Linked DNA regions of Homo sapiens: region 2 is linked to region 1. A link is a loop called in an ENCODE intact Hi-C map of the cell type or tissue named here. Cell type or tissue: chondrocyte. All regions are shown on one strand. Each heading gives the region's core, and the rest is flanking DNA. Links, peaks and the distances in the headings are about the cores only. Region 1 has its middle 18 kb from the start of TSPEAR. Region 2 holds the start of KRTAP12-2 (keratin associated protein 12-2).

What was found. Peaks named below come from ENCODE experiments on the same cell type or tissue, not always from the same donor. Only the 100,000 strongest peaks of a DNase experiment are listed, where the experiment ranks them.
Region 2: it touches region 1 in a loop (4-fold over the local background); 4 of 110 quality-filtered maps call a loop at or near these places.

The regions. Positions count from the first base shown.
Region 1 is chr21:44,725,045-44,733,870 of GRCh38, reverse strand. No RefSeq gene overlaps it. Among named protein-coding and RNA genes, the nearest start is that of TSPEAR, 18 kb to the right of the region's middle. RefSeq lists enhancers at 528-1,203, 1,204-1,879, 2,517-3,017, 3,018-3,518. In chondrocyte, for the core only: no CTCF peak of the experiment used is centred there; DNase peaks (open chromatin) are centred at 4,342 and 5,847.
Region 2 is chr21:44,659,812-44,668,637 of GRCh38, reverse strand. All of the region lies in intron 1 of TSPEAR (thrombospondin type laminin G domain and EAR repeats), which reads left to right. It overlaps KRTAP12-2 (keratin associated protein 12-2), which reads left to right and starts at 1,711. Exons shown (of 1, transcript NM_181684.3): 1 at 1,711-2,449. The coding sequence starts at 1,752. The coding sequence ends at 2,192. In chondrocyte, for the core only: no CTCF peak of the experiment used is centred there; no DNase peak of the experiment used is centred there.

The DNA of each region.
Region 1 (8,826 bases), core at 2,447-7,446:
GGCACAGCCATCAGAGACAGCCGAAAACCTGCCCAAGAGTCAGGTCACACTCCGTATGGATCTGCTCTTCCAGAAACACAGCCGTGCAGTAGCCTGGATGTAGCCTCTGCCCCGGTACTAGAAGGCCCCGTGGCATAATCAGAAACAGATTCCTGGCATGGAGCTTTTAAAGCCCTTGTAACTTCCTGAGCGATGGGGTGAGAGAAACATCACGTGTTACAATATTTTGTCCTAGCTCCTAAGACCCTTGGACTCTTGGGAGACATGAATGTTTTCTGTTTGTTGATGAGATGCCTGGAGGTGAGGCCCTAGCCAGCTTCAGAATGGGGTGCTGGTGGCAGAAAGATTAAGGCAGATGCCTGGAGGTGAGGCCCTAACCAGGTTCAGGATGGGGTGCTGGTGGCTAGAAAGACCAAGACAGATGACTGGAGGTGGGGCCCTAGCCAGCTTCAGGATGGGGTGCTGGTGGCTAGAAAGACCAAGGCAGGAGGCGGGGCCCTAGGCAGCTTCAGAATGGGGCGCTGGTGGCAGAAAGATTAAGGCAGATGACTGGAGGCGGGGACCTAGGCAGCATCAGAATGGGGTGCTGGTGGCAGAAAGACCAAGGCAGGATTCGAGGCTGGGACTTGCTGGAACCTGTGACCTCCGTGCAGAGGTTGGGGACTGAGTCAGTCACCAGGAGTCACTAACTTCACCAGTCATGCGTCACGGAGGCTCCTTCAAACCCCCACACAGAGGATGCAGAGAGCTACCGGGCTGGGAACACATCCTGAGCTGGGAGGGCGGGGCAGCCGGGGCTCCACGGATGCCAGCTCCTGCACTCAGGGTCCCTCTGGGCCTTGCCCTGCGCACCCCTCACCTGCTGCTCATCTGTGTCCTTCAGCACACCCTTTATTAGGAGAGTAACCCAGCAAACAGAAGTGACGTTTCCCTGAGTTTTGTGAATTATTATAGCAAATTATTGAACCTAAGGAGGGGGTCATGGGAACTCCCAATTTATAGCCGAGGTACTGGGGACAGATGACACCCCGGGACCTGTGATTGGCACTTGGAGTGGGGACAGTTTCCTGGGCCCATCCCTCAGCCTGAGGGGTCTGTGCTGACCCTGGTCAGTTGGTGTCAGAACTGAATTAGATTGCGGGATACCCCATTGGCACTGACGCAGAATTGGAGAATTGGTATGGAAACCCACACATTTGGTGTCAGAAGTGTGGTAAACACAGTTTGTTTTCATTTACCCCCATCTTGCTTCTGTCTTTTAATGCCACTTTATCCTATTCCTAAAACTGAGCTGTGCTGGGGGAAGCTGAGCCCTGCAGGACGTGCCCGGTCTGGGCCCCGGCCGCGGCTGTGCTCCTTCAGCTCCAGGCATCTCCCAAGCCTGCTGCTGCTTCCTGAGCTCCCATGCCCAGGCCGCAGGTGCCAGGCCGCAGGTGCCTCCTCACTGTTGCAGGGGCAGAAGTCCCTCTACTGCTGTGTATTTGGCTCCGAGTCTCACGCCCAGCCATTCCCAGTGCTCCTTTCCCCTCACCTGCATCTCCTCTGTGGAGCCTGCCTTTCCTCCCTGCCTGTCCCTCTCCTTCCCTCACCGTCCTCTTGCCACCAGGTTGTCAGCATTTTGCAGATAGGACTTGTGTTGGATGGGGCTGTGACTAGCTTTCCATGTGACATAAAACCTGAGCATCTTGATGTGAGGAGTCTTGCCATGTTGTTTGGATTTCACTGAATTAAAATCTGGGTTTTGTGGTCATTGTCGTGGACTGAATGTTTGTGTCTCCCCTAAATATATCTGTTGAAACCATAACCCCCAAGGTGAGGGTATTAGGAGATGGGTCCTTTGGGGGCTGATGAGGTCATAAGAGTGGAGCCCTTGTGAATGGGATTCGTGTCCATATAAAAGAGGCCCCAGAGAGCTGCCTTGCCCCTTCCACTGTGTGAGGACACAGTGAAAAGACAGCTGTCTGCAACCTGGGAGAGCTTTTAACAGACTCCAACTGTGCTGGCACCCTGGTCTCCAATTCCCAGCCCCCAGCACTGTGAGGAAATAAATGCCTGTTTTCTGAACACCATCCAGTCTACAGGCACCGTTGCGGCACCCAAGCCAGGACAGAAGATCAGTGCGAGGAGTGAGAGCTGCTGCAACCAACGCCTGTGAATGTGGATGTGGCCTTGGAACTGATGAATGGGGGCAGCTGGAATCATTCGGAGCCACATGCTAGAAAAAGCCTAGATGGCTACGAACAGCTTTTTAAAGGTGATTCTGGTGCGGGCTCAGCAAGAAGAGAAGCACTGCAGAGAGAGCCTCTGTCTTCTCAGAGGACGCCTAGGGGATCGTGAGCAGAACCCTGGATGGGAAGGCTCAGATGGAAACCAGGAACATGCTAGTGTCAACTGGAGGAAAGGCCACCTTGTTAAAAAGCAGCAAAGAACTCGGCCGAACTATGTTTGTGTCCTGGTGTTGTGTGGAAAGCAGAACTTGTGAGTAATGAAACACGATACTTGGCTGAGGGGGTTTATAAGCAAAGTGTTGAAGGGACGGCTTAGTTCCTCCTGGCTGCTTATGGTAAAATGTGAGAAGCTAGAAATGATTTCAAGACCAAGCTGTTAAACAAAAAGAAACCAGAACTTAAAGATTTGGAAAATCCTCAGCCTATGCATAATGTAAAAAAATGAGAATGTGTGTTTGGAAGAGAACATTAAGGGCATAGCCAGATGACCATCTGATAAGGGGATTTGTGTGGGTGTGAACCACAGTCACAACCAGCTGTCCCGGCAGGAACACTCAGCTTGAACCAAAGGTGGGAGAGAGGGGAAGGAAGTGAGTTTGGCCGTCTGACCTCTTGGGTTGTACCGAGCAGGACCAGGGAGCTATTTGGCTGTGAACATGCACTATTCTTCAAGACAAGGGAAGAAGGACCCAGAAGGTGATTTAGAGTCCATCAGGGCTGCCACATGGGCAGCTGCTCCCTGGGAGCAACAGGCCAGATGCTCCCTGCCCAAAGCCTTGGGGGCAGGGCTGCCCAGAGCCTTGCAGGCATGACCCCTGCCCCCCAGAGCTGCAGGGGCAGGACCATGGCCGTAGTGGGTCTGGAGGGCAGGGGCTCAAGCCAAAGAAGATGATTCTTGAGCCTGAAGATTTAACATTGTTTGCCCTATTGGGGTCCAGGCTCCATGGGACCTGTTACCCTTTTCTTCCTTCCCATTTCCCCCTTCGGAATGGGAAAGTCTGTCATATGGCTCTCCCACCATTGTATTTTAAACGCATGTAACTTGTTCCATTTTACAGGTTCACAGCTAGGGAGGAAGTAAACTTTGAGTGTCACCCGTATCTGATTTAGATGATGTTTAGATGAGACTTTGGACTTTAGACTTTAGAGCTGATGGCAGAACGAGCCACCACTTTGGGGTTGGAGGGGTGAAATGAATGTGTTTTGCACATGAGAAGGACGTACAATTTCGGAGTCAGGAATAGAATGTTATGGGCCGATTGCATCTCCCCAGAGTTCCTATATAGAAATTCTAACCCTGGTGTGGTGGCGCTAGGAGGCAGGGCGTTTGGGAGGTGATTAGGTTGTGGCCCTCATGATGGGGTCCTCTTATGAAGGAGACCCCAGAGAGCATGCTGTCACTTTTGCTCTGTCTGCCACATGAGGGTGCAAGAAGAAGACAGCCGCGAGCAAACCAGGAAGAGTGTCCTTGCCAGAACCCGACCCTGCTGCCACCTTGGCCTCCAACTTCCAGCCCCTAGACTGTGAGGAACACAGCTTGTTGTTGAAACACCCAGTCAGTGGTATTTTCTTACAGCAGCCAAAATCCACTAACGGTCATCAAGAAGCTGATGTGTGATTAGGAACCACCTCTTGCCCAATGTGCGGGGAATCAGTTGGACCCTGACGGAGCTGCCTCGGTCAGGAGTCCCGGCTGCAGGGGACATCCACAGAACCCAGAAGTTATGGAGAAGCCACTGGGGCACAGGCAGCCTGGCTCCCTAGGATGCAGAAGACACCAGGCTCTCCGCCCCCTCCCTGCTGCAGGCCGCTTTCCTGTGCCTCTTGCTATGGTCAGGGGTGCCGTGTTCCCCTGGAACACGTGCCGCCTTCTGCACTGCCTTGAGTCTTTGGCCCGCTTGTGTCTTGGACTTACCGCAGTGCTGTTTTGTGAGGGGCACAGACGCACACCATCAGCGCTCAAGAGGCAGACACGAGATCGGGTGATACTGGGCCAGCAGGCCAGTGTGCAGCACCCTCCACTTCCCGGCCCTCTTGGATGGTCACCTGTCCTGAGCCTGTGGCCCAGCGGGGCCCTGTCCCCTTGATCTGTGCATATTCGCAGGGGCGGGGTGCTGGTGGAGAACTCAAGGGGGCCCAGGGCTGGGAGCAGCCGGTGCTCCTGGTGAGCTCACTCTGACCAGCTGCACAGGCCATGTGGAGGAGGGGACGATCCCCAGGTGCCCCACAGGCCCCCTATCCCCCGTCTCTTCAGGAGAGGGATGACGGCCACTCCCAGTGGTGACTCAATGCCTGTGCCACCCACATCATCAGCTGTGCTGGCGGCTCACAGAAGACGACGGGACAGTCCATGTTTTATGCCCATATATCATATATTTTTTATCTACCATGGGTATCTACATACATTCTTGCTGCACGGTGCCGAGATGCTCAGTGTCTATCTCTGACAGTGAAATTGTGATCAGTTTTCATTCCTACTTTTTGTCATCCATATGTGATGAGGTTTCAACAAGGAACCTATTATTACTTGTGTCGTAGGAAAAATAAAGTTATTTTTAAAAGCAAACGTATGTCTAAGTGATGTAATCTATTTGCTGGGTGTAATAGGCTAGAATGCTCTCAGAAGCCTCCCACCTGACAGCTCCCCTCAAATCTGTCAGCGGGGAATAAAACTGTAAGGGCGCGATGGCCTTTTGGTTGTTAGTTTAGCAAACTGCACGAGTAAGACACAAGCGCGTTCTCGTCCATCAACACCAAGTGGGTCATCGTGGCGGGGCAGGACCAGTGCTATGAACTCGCTGTAATTTGGAATTCTACCCGAGAAAAATGCGGTTATTCAAGGGACACTTTGACCCTTGCATTTGAAGTTCTTGCATTTTACTTGGACCAACATTATCAATGCTGGGGGTCTATGGTCTCCACTCTCCCACCACAAACATCGCTGGTGGTGATGCTTAATGAGTTGCCATTTTGACTTCTGATGCTGAGAATAGCACTAATGCCAAGATATACTTTTTTTTTTTTTTTTTTTTTTTTTTTGAGATGGAGTTTTGCTCTTGTTGCCCAGGCTGGAGTGCAATGGCGCGATCTCGGCTCAACACAACCTCTGCCTCCGGGGTTCAAATGATTCTCCTGCCTCAGCCTCCCGAGTAGCTGGGATTACAGGCATGCGCCATCACGCCCAGCTAATTTTGTATTTTTAGTAGAGATGGGGTTTCTCCATGTTGGTCAGGCTGGTCTCGAACTCCTGACCTCAGGTGATCTGCCCGCCTTAGCCTCCCAAAGGATATGCTTTTATCTACCTACTCTTGTTCTGAATAATGACCTCGTGTGTCTTCTCTGAGGATGGTTTTTCCTGAGCCCTGGCTGCCAGGGCGTCTCCCAGGGCTGCAGGTGTCTCCAGGTCTCTCGTCCTCTGGGTCTCTCACTGCTGCCCCGGACTCCATCCCCTTTCCTGTCCCCTCCATGCAGGCTCCACTGTTCCCAGGACTCTCAGCTCTTCCTGCTGCTTGTTCACTCTGCTCCCGCAGCTTGGAAGCCTGTGGGCCACTTCCTGCCACTTGCCTGAAGGACGATGACCCCTCAGAGAAGCTCAGCAGCCCAGGACTGCCCCCATCTTCTCCGCCCACAGCACCCCTAGGGTCACGGTGCTGCCTTGCTGTGCCACCCGGCTCATGTGCCCCTCCCATGCCACTGTCACCAGTGCCAGGCCCTGGGAGCCCAGGGGTCTCTCTGGAGCAAGCACTCCCTCGGGGTTCGTGAGGCAAATGAATGATGTATGATCTCTAATACTGTCAGCCATTCTGATGGAAAGCGCTGGCACTGTGGTCCCTGGAAGTCCATTAGGACTGTGGTGACAGGCTGTCCTCGTGAGGTGTCCCTTCCTTCGGGGAAGCCTGGGGTCTTCTGACCAGAGGCCTCAGCCGTCCTCTGAGCTCTGTGGGCTGAGAGTTGAGGCTGGGCCCATTTGAGCATCACCTGGATGTGGGCGCTGAGCTGGAACTGGGATTTTCCAGGGACCAAGGCTTAGGAACAGCCAAGCAGTTCACAGGAGGCCAGAGAGGCTGCAGCGGAGGGGAGGCTGTGGCGGAGGGGAGGCTGTGGCAGAGGGGAGGCTGCGGCGGAGGGGAGGCTGCGGCGGAGGGGAGGGGGAGTTCAGGGCAGCTGTGCTGGGTGCAGCAAGGAGGCCTAGATCCTGAGTAGGAGCAAGTGAGGGGCACATGTCCCTCCAAGATGGAGAAGGACCCTGGGGGGACCAGCACCTCTGCTGGGGATGGAGCTGTGGTGTTTCTCAAAGTGGGGTCAGGGCACTCCCAGCCCATGCTGACCTCACAAGCTGGAACCCCCAGGGTTTTGTGTGCACTGGACTTTGAGAACCCTGTCCAGGAGGGGTCCCTTAGAGGAAGAGGCGGCAGGGCTGAGTAGGGAGGGGTGCCTTCAGGAATGAGGACTGTGGAGGGGAGTTGGTGTGGACAACCCAGATGGCTGTGCTGGCCCTTGGTGGAGAAAGGGACAGGCTTGGGGTGGGGAAGACTCAGAACTTGGCGGCTGTGGACCTGGGGAGGAGGAGCGGGTGTGGCTGGCTGCTCAGCTGCAGGAGCAGGAGCAGGCACCGGGAGCCTTTCCGGCATCTGTGATCTGCAGGGCAGCTGGGGCGGGCTCATGGTGCCCAGCAGGTGGGTCATGAGGGCTGTTGGTGAGACCCGGAATCAGCCCACCATGGGGATGGTGGGTACAATCCCTATGAGATGCCTGGGCACACTGAGAGCTCCTTATGGGATAAAGACTCCATCCCCACAGCCCCCACCACCACTGAGGCAGGCTCCCCCTCCCTCCAGCAGGCAAAGGCACTCACCCAAGCCCACACAGGAAAGATCTTCCCAAAGGAAAGCTTGATTCGTGACAAAGTCCACAAACTGCCACAAATTCTATTTCTAGTGAAGCTGAAAAAATGCACACTTTTTAAATAGCCTGCCTGTCCCTGAGTGCCACAAAACGCAATTTAAGGTAAACACGTGGGTGCCTCAGTGACAACATTTGCAACATTAACCTCGCTTTTAAAATTAATTTTTAAATTGAGGAATAACATACATATAAAATGTACCATCTGCACCATTTTAAAGCGTACAGCTCAGTGACGAGAAACACGTTTAGATTTCCCTCCTTTATCGCCCCTCCGCCTCCTTCCTCTGGGAACCGCCATTCCACTCTCTGCCTCCACGGGAGCCTCTGGTTTAGCTTCCACACGAGTGACAGCGTGAGATGTTGGTCTTTCTGTGCCTGGCTTATTGCGCTTAACATAATGACCCCCAGTTCCATCTATGTTGCTGAAAATGACAGGATTTCATTCTTTTCGATAGCTGAATAATATTCCATTGTGTATATTTACCACATTTTCTTTATCCATTCATCCACTGATAAGCCCTTAGGTTGATTCCGTATCTTGGCTATTGTGAACGGTGCTGCAATAAACACAGGAGTGCAGAGATCTCTGACATACTAATTTCCTTTCTTTTGGATAAATACCAGTAGTGGAATTGCTGGATTACATGGTAGTTGTGCTTTTCGTACTGTTTCTCATAGGGGCTGTACTGTGCTACCTTCCCACCCACAGTGTTCTACACCCTCACCAGCGTCTGTTATTGCCTGTCTTTCTGATACAAGCCATTTTCACTGGGCTGAGATGGTAATGCACTGTGGTTTGATTTGCATTTCTCTGCTGATTAGTGATGTTGAGCATATTTTAAAACACCTGTTGGCCTTTGTATGTCTTCTTTTGAGAAAAGTCTGTTCACATCTTTTACCCATTTTTAATCGGATGATTATTGTTTGTTATTGTTGTTTGGAGATAGGGTCTCACTCTGTTGCCCAGGCTGGAGTGCAGTGGCACAGTCATGGCTCCCTGCAGCCTCTGCTTCCCGGGCTCAAGCAATCAATCACCAATCCTCCCGCCTCAGCCTCCGGAGTAGCTGGGACCACAGGTGTGCAACAGCACGCCTGGCTAATTTTTGTATTTTTTGTAGAGACAGGGTTTTGCCATGTTGCCCAGGCTGGTCTCAAACTCCTGGGCTCAAGCAGTCCACCTGTGTTGGCCCCCCAAAGTGCTGGGATTACAGGTGTGAGCCACTGCACCTGGCTGCTTTTTTTTTTTTTTGGCCATTGAGTTGTCTGAGCTCCTCATATATTTGGGTTATGAATCCCTTGCCATATGGATAGTTTGCAAATATTTTCTTTGATTCTGTGGGTTATCACTTCACTTTGTCAACCTCACTTTTTTGAACTTGCCATTTCTGTCTTTGGCAAAATGTTAAGCAGGGCACAGGGTGGCCCTTGGGGAAGTCCACACAGTGACTGCAGCCTGGTGAGCCCTTTCCAAATGAGCCAGTCTCCAAGGCTTACCCCAGGCCCCAGGTCCCCGCGACACACTCCAAAAGCTCCAAATGAGCCAGTCTCCGAGGACTCAGGTCCCCGCAACACGCTTCAAAAGCTCCAAATGAGCCAGTCTGTGAGGACTCAGGTCCCCGCGACACGCTTTAAAAGCTCCAAATGAGCCAGTCTCCGAGGCTTACCCCAGGCCTCAGATCCCTGCGACATGCTC
Region 2 (8,826 bases), core at 1,611-6,610, 64 kb after region 1:
TTTGAAATCAGAAAGTGTGACTCCTCCAGCTCTATTCTTTTCTTAAGATTGATTTGGCTATTTAGGGTCCCTTGAGACTCCACATAAACTTTAGGATGGGTTTTTCTATTTCTGCAAGAAATGTCCTTGGGATTTTGACAGGGATTGCATTGAATCTGTAGATTGCTTTGGTTAGTATGGACATATTAACAATATTAATTTCCAATTCATGAACATGGGATGTGTTTCCATTTATTTCTGTTGCCTTTAATTTCTTTCAACGTTTTGTAGTTTTTGTTACACAATTATTTTAATTCTTTGGTTAACTCCTGAGTATTTTGTTCTTTTTAATGTATTGTAAATGGAATTGTTATTGTACTTTCCTTTTGAGATTATGCTTGTTAGTTTATGGAAATAGAACTGATTTTTGTGTTTTGCTTTTGTATCCTGCTACTTTGCTGAATTCATTTATTCTAAAATTTTTGTGTGTGGAATATTTAGAGTTTTCTACATATAAAAATCATGTCATCTGTGAACACAGCTAACTTTACTTCTTGCTTTTCAATTTGGATGCTTTTTGTTTCTTTCTTTCTTCCTTTTAAAAACAATTGCCTAGTTGCTCTTAGTAAAACTTCTAGTACTATGCTGGCTTTGTTCCCAATATTAGAGAAAAAGCCTTCAGTTTTTCACCAGTGGGTATGAGGCTTGCTGTGGGTCTTTCATGTATGGCTTGTATTGTGTTGAGGTAGTTTTCTTCTATTCTTAGTTTGTTGATTGTTGTCATCATGAAAGAATCTTGAATTTTGTGAAATGCCTTTTCTATATCAATTGAGATGATCACGTGGTTTTTTCCTTCATTCTGTTATCATGATGCCAAGTTCCAAGTGATCTGGTGTTGACATCTGTAGGCTCAGAGATTCTACTGTCCCTGCAGTACAGGGTGCACATGGCTTTCTGCTGAACATACCCAGAAGTCATTCTGGCCCTTGGAACCTTCTATATTCAGCTCACACATATCCTGCTGTGGCTGTCCATGGGACCCTTCACTGGCCTCACATGCTTCCCTGGGAACATGCTTGGACCAGCTTGATTTCCTTAGAGCTGTGTCTCCATGCATGAGGGCCAGTGGTGTTGTCTCATCTTGGTTCTTAACTAGGAGGATTTCTCAAGACAAAGATCCATGGTCACCACTCACAAGAAGTTCTCTGTGACCCACACCCTTTGTCCCCACTCATCCTATGGACAAGTGATTTCCATGTTCTTCCTCCATCTGCTAGCTCTCATCCAGCTCTAAGCTCTCAGGACACCCACAGATCAGCTAGACACGTCCTGTTCTACCTCACATTGACTGTGGAGCCTTCCTGAGCCATGAGAGGAGTGTAAACTTCTGTGGTTTAAGGACCATCATCACACAGAGAGGAAAAAAATCTGGAGATCTGAGTTTTTGGAATCTCACAAAAGTAACTCAGGTAAAATTTTAAAGAACAAGGAAGAATCTTGATGAAGCCAGTAAAACACTCTGGCAGGTTTCCAAGCATACCAAGAGTTCGAAGAAGGTGCAATTAGTCATGAAGCTAAGGGCCAAACAAAACCCAGAGACACCTACAACAGAAAATTAAGCTCCAGGAGACAGCACTGAGGAAGAAAAACAAGGAAGACAGGTGTGCTTCTGTGCTGTGGGGATGCCTGGGCCCAGGTATAAAGGCTGCCCAGGGAGGCCGTCCCCAGACATCACTGCCCTCTGCCTCGACCTTATCCAGCCACACGCCACCATGTGTCATACCAGCTGCTCCTCGGGCTGCCAGCCAGCCTGCTGCGCGCCCAGCCCCTGCCAGCCAGCCTGTTGTGTGCCCAGCTCCTGCCAGGCATCCTGCTGTGTGCCTGTGGGCTGCCAGTCCTCCGTGTGTGTGCCCGTGAGCTTCAAGCCAGCCGTGTGCCTGCCCGTGAGCTGCCAGTCTTCTGTGTGTGTGCCCATGAGCTTCAAGTCAGCTGTGTGCGTGCCCGTGAGCTGCCAGTCTTCTGTGTGTGTGCCTGTGAGCTGCAGGCCCATTGTGTGTGCAGCCCCCTCCTGCCAGTCCTCCCTGTGCGTGCCTGTGAGCTGCAGGCCTGTCGTGTATGCGGCTCCGTCCTGCCAGTCCTCTGGGTGCTGCCAGCCCTCCTGCACCAGCGTCCTCTGCAGACCCATCTCCTACAGTATCTCTTCCTGCTGCTGAGCATGAATCTCCAGACCCGCTGCTCCCAGTGCAGATGAGGCCACACCTGTACACTCCCTGGATGAGTCCTCAGTTGGTCTTCTGCACATGGTGCAGGTGAAAAGCATGCTCAGTTGAACCCTCTGAATTCTGGATTGAGAATGTGACAGAATGATCTGGAGCCCTTGCTGACCTTGCCCATCCCCCCAGGGAAGTCTGGGGTCCCAGAGTCATTCTCTGACCCCATGAGAGCCAAATAAACCAGCTTTCCCCATGCAGCTCTGCATTTCTGGTCTTTCTTTTTTATTTCCATACTCCCTGCTATCTATTCTGCTGATTACATAGAATTTGCTGCTAAACCCTCTTCAGTGATCCCTTCACCCAGTGCTCATCAGAAGGTGGTGTCCCGGGTGGAGGGCGCAGCTGCAGATGCCCATGTGGTCTCTCCCAGGGCTCCTGGGGCCCAGGTGCAGTGGCCACAGAAGTGACTTACCCGCCTGTGGTAGAGTGGTCTCGCTTCCCCACTGGCTGTCCACTCCTGCTCCAGGCCAACAAGCCCTGCACTGATGGCCAAAGCCTCAGAGCATTGACAATTGGGTTTTCTGATGTGGTTGGTGGACGTCCTGTTTCCCAGGTCGCGGAGGATCTCAAGTTTACAGAACTGGATTAGTTCTGCGGCACACACTCCCATCACTGGTCCACAAAGGCTTGGTTTTTATTGATTGACTGATGATCAATTACTGAGGATCCTAATATAATAAACCCGCATGAACCCACTGCCTGACATAGAAATGAGAACATCATCAATAATTTACCAAGAACTTCTTGGGGCAGCCACTGTTGGGATTGTGTGCTCCTTATTCTGTTACTTTCTAGAAAAAATAGAGTTGAGTCATATCTCTATGTATTCCTGAAATGGGTGTTTTCTAATTTAGTAATTTCTGGTGATATGAAAAGGAAATTATTCAGAATGTAATCTGGAACTTGCTTTTCCCAGTCTGCGTTGTGCTGGTAGCATTCTTCTGCATTTCCCCTGTCTGGGCTGTATTCCCCTCCTGGGGGGCTCTGCTGTGACTGTCTCAGGTTAAACGTTCCCCAGTAGATGGGCCAGCCCTCTTGCCCCAGGAGTCTGCTATTCCAGATAGCATAGCCCAGAACTGTCCCCTGAAGAACGTTCTCACTACTGGCTGCCTTCGATTCCAAGATTTTTATTTGCCTTGGAGGCAAGTGTTGAGTTTAGGGTTAAAAAACTGGTTTCATCATCTTTTAGGCAAGGTGGTCAGGGACCTATTGTGTAGTTTAAACTGGGAGGCTTTGGATAAAACTGAGTGAGAAATGGAACCAATCAACCCAGACATATAAATGCTTGCAGCCGAACACATTCGAATCCATGAACACACCCAATGTGTGCACTATACAACGTGCACACACTTATGCACACACGTAAGCACTCTGGTCCCCCAGGCTGGGAGTTAGAGGTCAAACTGGAAATCAGAGCATGAGAGGAGGGAGGGTTGGTAACCAAAAAATGCTTCTGGAGAACCTACCTGCCCTGTGCACAGAGAAGCATGGATGAGGCCTGGCTCAGCCCCCGCCCTCTGGAGCTGTGGCCCTCAGGGCCACTTGGAGCCCAAGTTCTGTGATGCTAGTGCTCCACATGGGGCATTTGTTAGCAAGTCCAGGTTTTTGCATGGACGTATTTGTTTCTTTCTCTTGGGTAAATGTCTAGGAGTGGAATAGCTGGGTCATATGCTAAGTATCTTTTTGCCAACACCATCCTGCCCTGATAAATGCAGCTTTATAGTAGGTCTTGAAATCAGCTAGTGTGAGTTCTCCAATTTTGTTCTTCTTTTAAGAAGTTGTTTAGGCTACTCTAGTTTCTTTGTCTTTCCATATAGATATTTGAATAAGCTTATCAATATCTACAGAATTTGTGCTGAGATTTTGATTGGGAGTGTATTGAAACTATATAGATCAATTTGGGGAGAGTCGACATATCCAGCAATCCATAACATGGTCTATTTATTTAGGTTTTCTCTGATTCTTCTCATCAATATTTTGTAGTTTTCAATGTATACATTTTATATATTTCCCCCAGAATTTATCCCTAAGTATTTTATAAGTTTAATGCTATTATGGTACTATTTTTAAGTTTCAATTTCTGATTGTTCATTGCTAGTATATTAAAATAAAATCGATTTTTGTATATTGGCATTTTTTCTTTGACCTTGTTAAATTCACTTACTAGTTCTTGTAGCTTTATTGTAGAATTTTGGGGATTTTCTAGGTAGACAATAATGTAATATGTTAATAGAGACTGTGTTATTTCTTTCTTTCCAGGCTGCATGCTTTTTACTTCACTGTTTAGGAAGTCCAGTATGGTAATAAATAGCAGAGGCAAAAGTGAATGTTCTTGCTTTGTTGTTGATTTTAAGGGGAAAGCATATAGTCTTTCATCATTAAGTATGATATTAGCTATAGGTTTTTCATAGATGCTCTTTAAAAGAAGTTCCTTTTAATTTCTAGTTTGCTAGCAGTTTTTATTCTGAATGGATGTTGAATTTTGTCAAAAGCCTTTTCTGAATCTATTGAGATAATAATATGGTGCTTCCTCTTTAGTCTGTTGATATGGTGAATTATAAGTTGATTTTTTAACACTGAACCAACCTTGCATTCTTGGGATAAATCTCACATGATCACGACCTTTTATCTCTTTTACATATTTCTGGATTTAATTTGCTAGTATTTGGTTGAGAATTTTGCATCTATATTCATAAGAGATATTATTAATAGTATATAGTTTTCTATATACTATGTACTATAATACTTTTGTTCAAATTTGATATCAAGATTATGCTGGCTCTATGAATTTAATCGGGAATGATTCCTTTCCTTCTATTTTCTGGAAGAGTTCATGTAGAATTGGTTATATTTCCTCTTTAAATGTTTGGTAGAATTTTCCAGGGAGGCCATTTGCCCCTAGTTTTATTTGTTGAAAGATTTTAACTGAAAATTCAACTTCTTTAATAGATATGATACTATTCAGGCTACCTACTTCTCTGGAATAAGCTTTCATACTTTTGTCTTTTAAAAATGTGCCAGTTTTATGTATGTTATCAAATTTAATGGTATGAAGTTGTTTACATCATTCCTGTATCATGTTTTTAATAATTGTAAGATTTGTAATGATGTCTCTTCTTCACTCCTAATATTGCTATTTTGTGTCTTTTTTTTTCTTTTTATTATAATTTTACCGCTCAGTCTGGCTAGATGCTTATTCATTTCATTGTTCTTTTCAAAGAAGCAGCTTTTGCTTTCATTGAATTCTTTTCCATTTTCTACTTCATTTTTTTTTTCAGATTTTTAATTATTTCATTTCTTTTGCTAATTTTGAGTTTAATTTTCTTTTTTTCTTTAAAGTGCAAACTTAGATAATTGATTTCAGGACTTTCTTCTTTGTGAATATAAGCACTTAATGATATAATTTTATCCCTCTAAACACTATTTTAGCCATGTTCCATATATTTTGACATGTTGTCTTTTAATTTGTATTTAATTCAAAATATTTTCTAAATTCTCTTGTGATTCTTCTTTGAACCATGGGTTATTTAGAAGTGTGTCGGTTACTTTACAGTTCTGCAGGGTGTTTCTCGCTATCCTTTTGGTGTTAATGTCTAATTGAATTTCTTTGTGGTCAGAGAACATACATTGTATTAGTTCAACTTTTTTACATGGGTTGAAGTTTATTTTATGGCACAATATAGTCTTTTTGGTGAATGTTTCATGTGCTTGAAAAGAATGTGTATCTGTTATTGTTGGGTGGAGTGTTCTGTCAATATCCATTAGGTCAAGTTGATTGACAGTGTTGTCCAGGCCTTCTGTATCCTTCCTGATTTTCTGTCTACTTGTTCTCTTGAAGCTGAAGTCCAATGACAAATCTGATTTATCTGTTTTTCCTTTCCCTTCTCAGTTTTTTTGTTGCATGTGTTTGGAAAGTTGGCTGTTTGGTGCTTACACATTTAGAATTGTTACGTGTCCATGGTGAATTGATGCTTTATCATTATGTAATATTCCTTTTTATCCTTGGTAATATTTCTTTTGTGAAGTTGACTTTGATATTAATATAGCCATTCCAATTTTACTTGATTAATGTTTGTGTGGTGTATTTTTCCATCTGTTTACTTTTAACCTATCTATGTTTTTTATATTTAATGTGAGTCTTCTGGTAGATAGAATATAGTTGGGTCCTGAATTATTTAATCCAATTAAAAATCTCTGTTTTTTGGTTTTGGTGTTTAGATGATTTGCATTTAATTTAATTTAATAAATTAATTTGCATTTAATTTAATATTAGCAAAATATCACTTTGCTAATTGTATTCTATTTGTTCCATCTGTTCCTTTTTATCTTTGCCCTCTTTCTATGCCACTTTTTGGTTTAGTATTCTTAGTTATTCCCTTTTATATCTACTTTTTGTATACATCTTGATATAGTTTGGATTTGTGTCCCCGCCCAAATCTCATGTTGAATTGTAATCTCCAGTGTTGGAGGTGGGGCCTGGTGGGAGGTGATTGGATCACGGGGGTGGATTTCTCATGAATGGTTAAGCGTCATCCCCTTGGTGCTGTCCTTGCGACAGTGAGTGAGTTCTTGGGAGACCTGGTTGTTTAAAGGCGTGTGGCCCCTCCCCCAGCCCCGTCTTTCTCTCCTGCTCCTGCTCTGGCCACGTGATGTGCCTGCTCCCCCTTCACCTTCCACAGTGCTTGTAAGTTTCCTCACAATTCTGCCTCCCCAGAAGCTGAGCAGATGCCAGTATTATGCTTCCTGTACAGCTTGCAGAACTGTGAGCCAATTAAACCTCCTTTCTTTATAAATTACCCAGTCTCAGGTATTTCCTTATAGCAAGGCGATAATAGCCTAATACGTCCTTTCAAACTTATTTGGCCTAAGAGTTACAATACATACCTTTACTGTAACAAAGGATACCTCCGGGTAATATGACGCCACTTCATCTGTAAGTGGCAGGACTTTACGGCAGTGTACCTCCATGTCCTCTTTTATATTCCTCGTGTTATTGTTGCCATGTTTTACTTTTACTTATGTTAAAAACCCCACAATGCACTGTCACTATTTTTGCTCTGGACAGTCAATTAGTTATAATGCTTTTTTTTTTTTTTTTTTTTTTGAGACGGAGTCTCACTCTGTGTCACCCAGCCTGGAGTGCAGTGGCGCGATCTCGGCTCACTGCAGGCTCCGCCTCCGCCTCTGGGGTTCACGCCATTCTCCTGCCGCAGCCTCCCGAGTAGCTGGGACTACAGGCGCCCGCCACCACACCCGGCTAATTTTTTGTATTTTTAGTAGAGACGGGTTTCACCGTGTTAGCCAGGATGGTCTCGATCTGCTTGCCTCGGCCTCCCAAAGTGCTGGGATTACAGGCGTGAGCCACCGCGCCCGGCCTATTTATATTTATCTTCTTTTAAAATAATTTCTAGAGCTCTTCTTTTCTTTCTTTTCTTTTTGTTCCCAGGACAGAGTGCAGTGGTGCGATCTTGGCTCACTGCAACCTCTGCCTCCCGGGTTCAAGCAATTCTCCTGCCTCAGCCTCCTGAGTAGCTGGGATTACAGGGGCCCACCACCATGCCTGGCTGATTTTTGTATTTTTAGTAGGGATGGGGTTTCACCATGTTGGCCAGGCTGGCCTCAAACTCCTGACCTCAGGTGATCCACCCACCTCGGCCTCCCAAAGTGCTGGGATTACAGACATGAATCACGGCACCCAGCCAAGAGGTGGTCTTTTCTTTGTGTGGATTCAAGTGTCTCTCTGCTATCATATTCCTTGGCTCAAAGAAATTTTTTAAGAATTTCTTATAGTGCACGTGTGCTGTTAATGAAGTCTTTTCAGTTTTTGTTCATCTGAAAAAGTGTTTTCTTTCATTTTTGAAAGACACTTTTAGTGTCATAGGGTCGACGGATTTTCTTTCAGTATTTTAAAGATGTACTTTCGGTCCTGTGATTTCTGATTAGAAGTCTGATGTAAACTCTACCTTTGTCCTTATGCTCGTAGTCTGCTTTTAAAATATTGATGCTTTCAAGATTTCCCTTTTTACCTTTGGTTTTTGTCAGTCACAGATTTAATGTGACATGTCTAGTCATTTGTGGTGGGGATATAGTTACCCAATTTGGGGTTCTCCGAACTTTTTGGATATGGGACTTTATGTATTTCATTATTTTTAGAATATTTCTCAACTATTACCTCTTTAAATATTTCTTCTGCCCTGCCCTCTCTTTCTTCTCTTTGAGGGACTCCAATTACATCCATAAATGAGGATTTGATGTTTTGCTCTTGTCTCCCTCCACCCTTCTCTTTCTCTTTCTCTTTGTGTTTTAATTTGGTCAATTTACATTTACACGTTTTCAAATTCAAAGCTTCCACACCTGGTTGTATCAAGTATACTGATGAACCCACTGAAGGAAGCCATCTGTGATACCGTATTTTGATTTTTACCATATCCACTTGACCTTTCTTATAGTTTCCATTTCTCTGCTGAAATTACCCATCTGTTCATTTATGTTTTTAATGCTTTACTCTTGATCTTTTAATCTATTCATTATAGTTATTGTAAAGTTTATACCTGATAGCTCTAACACCTGTGTG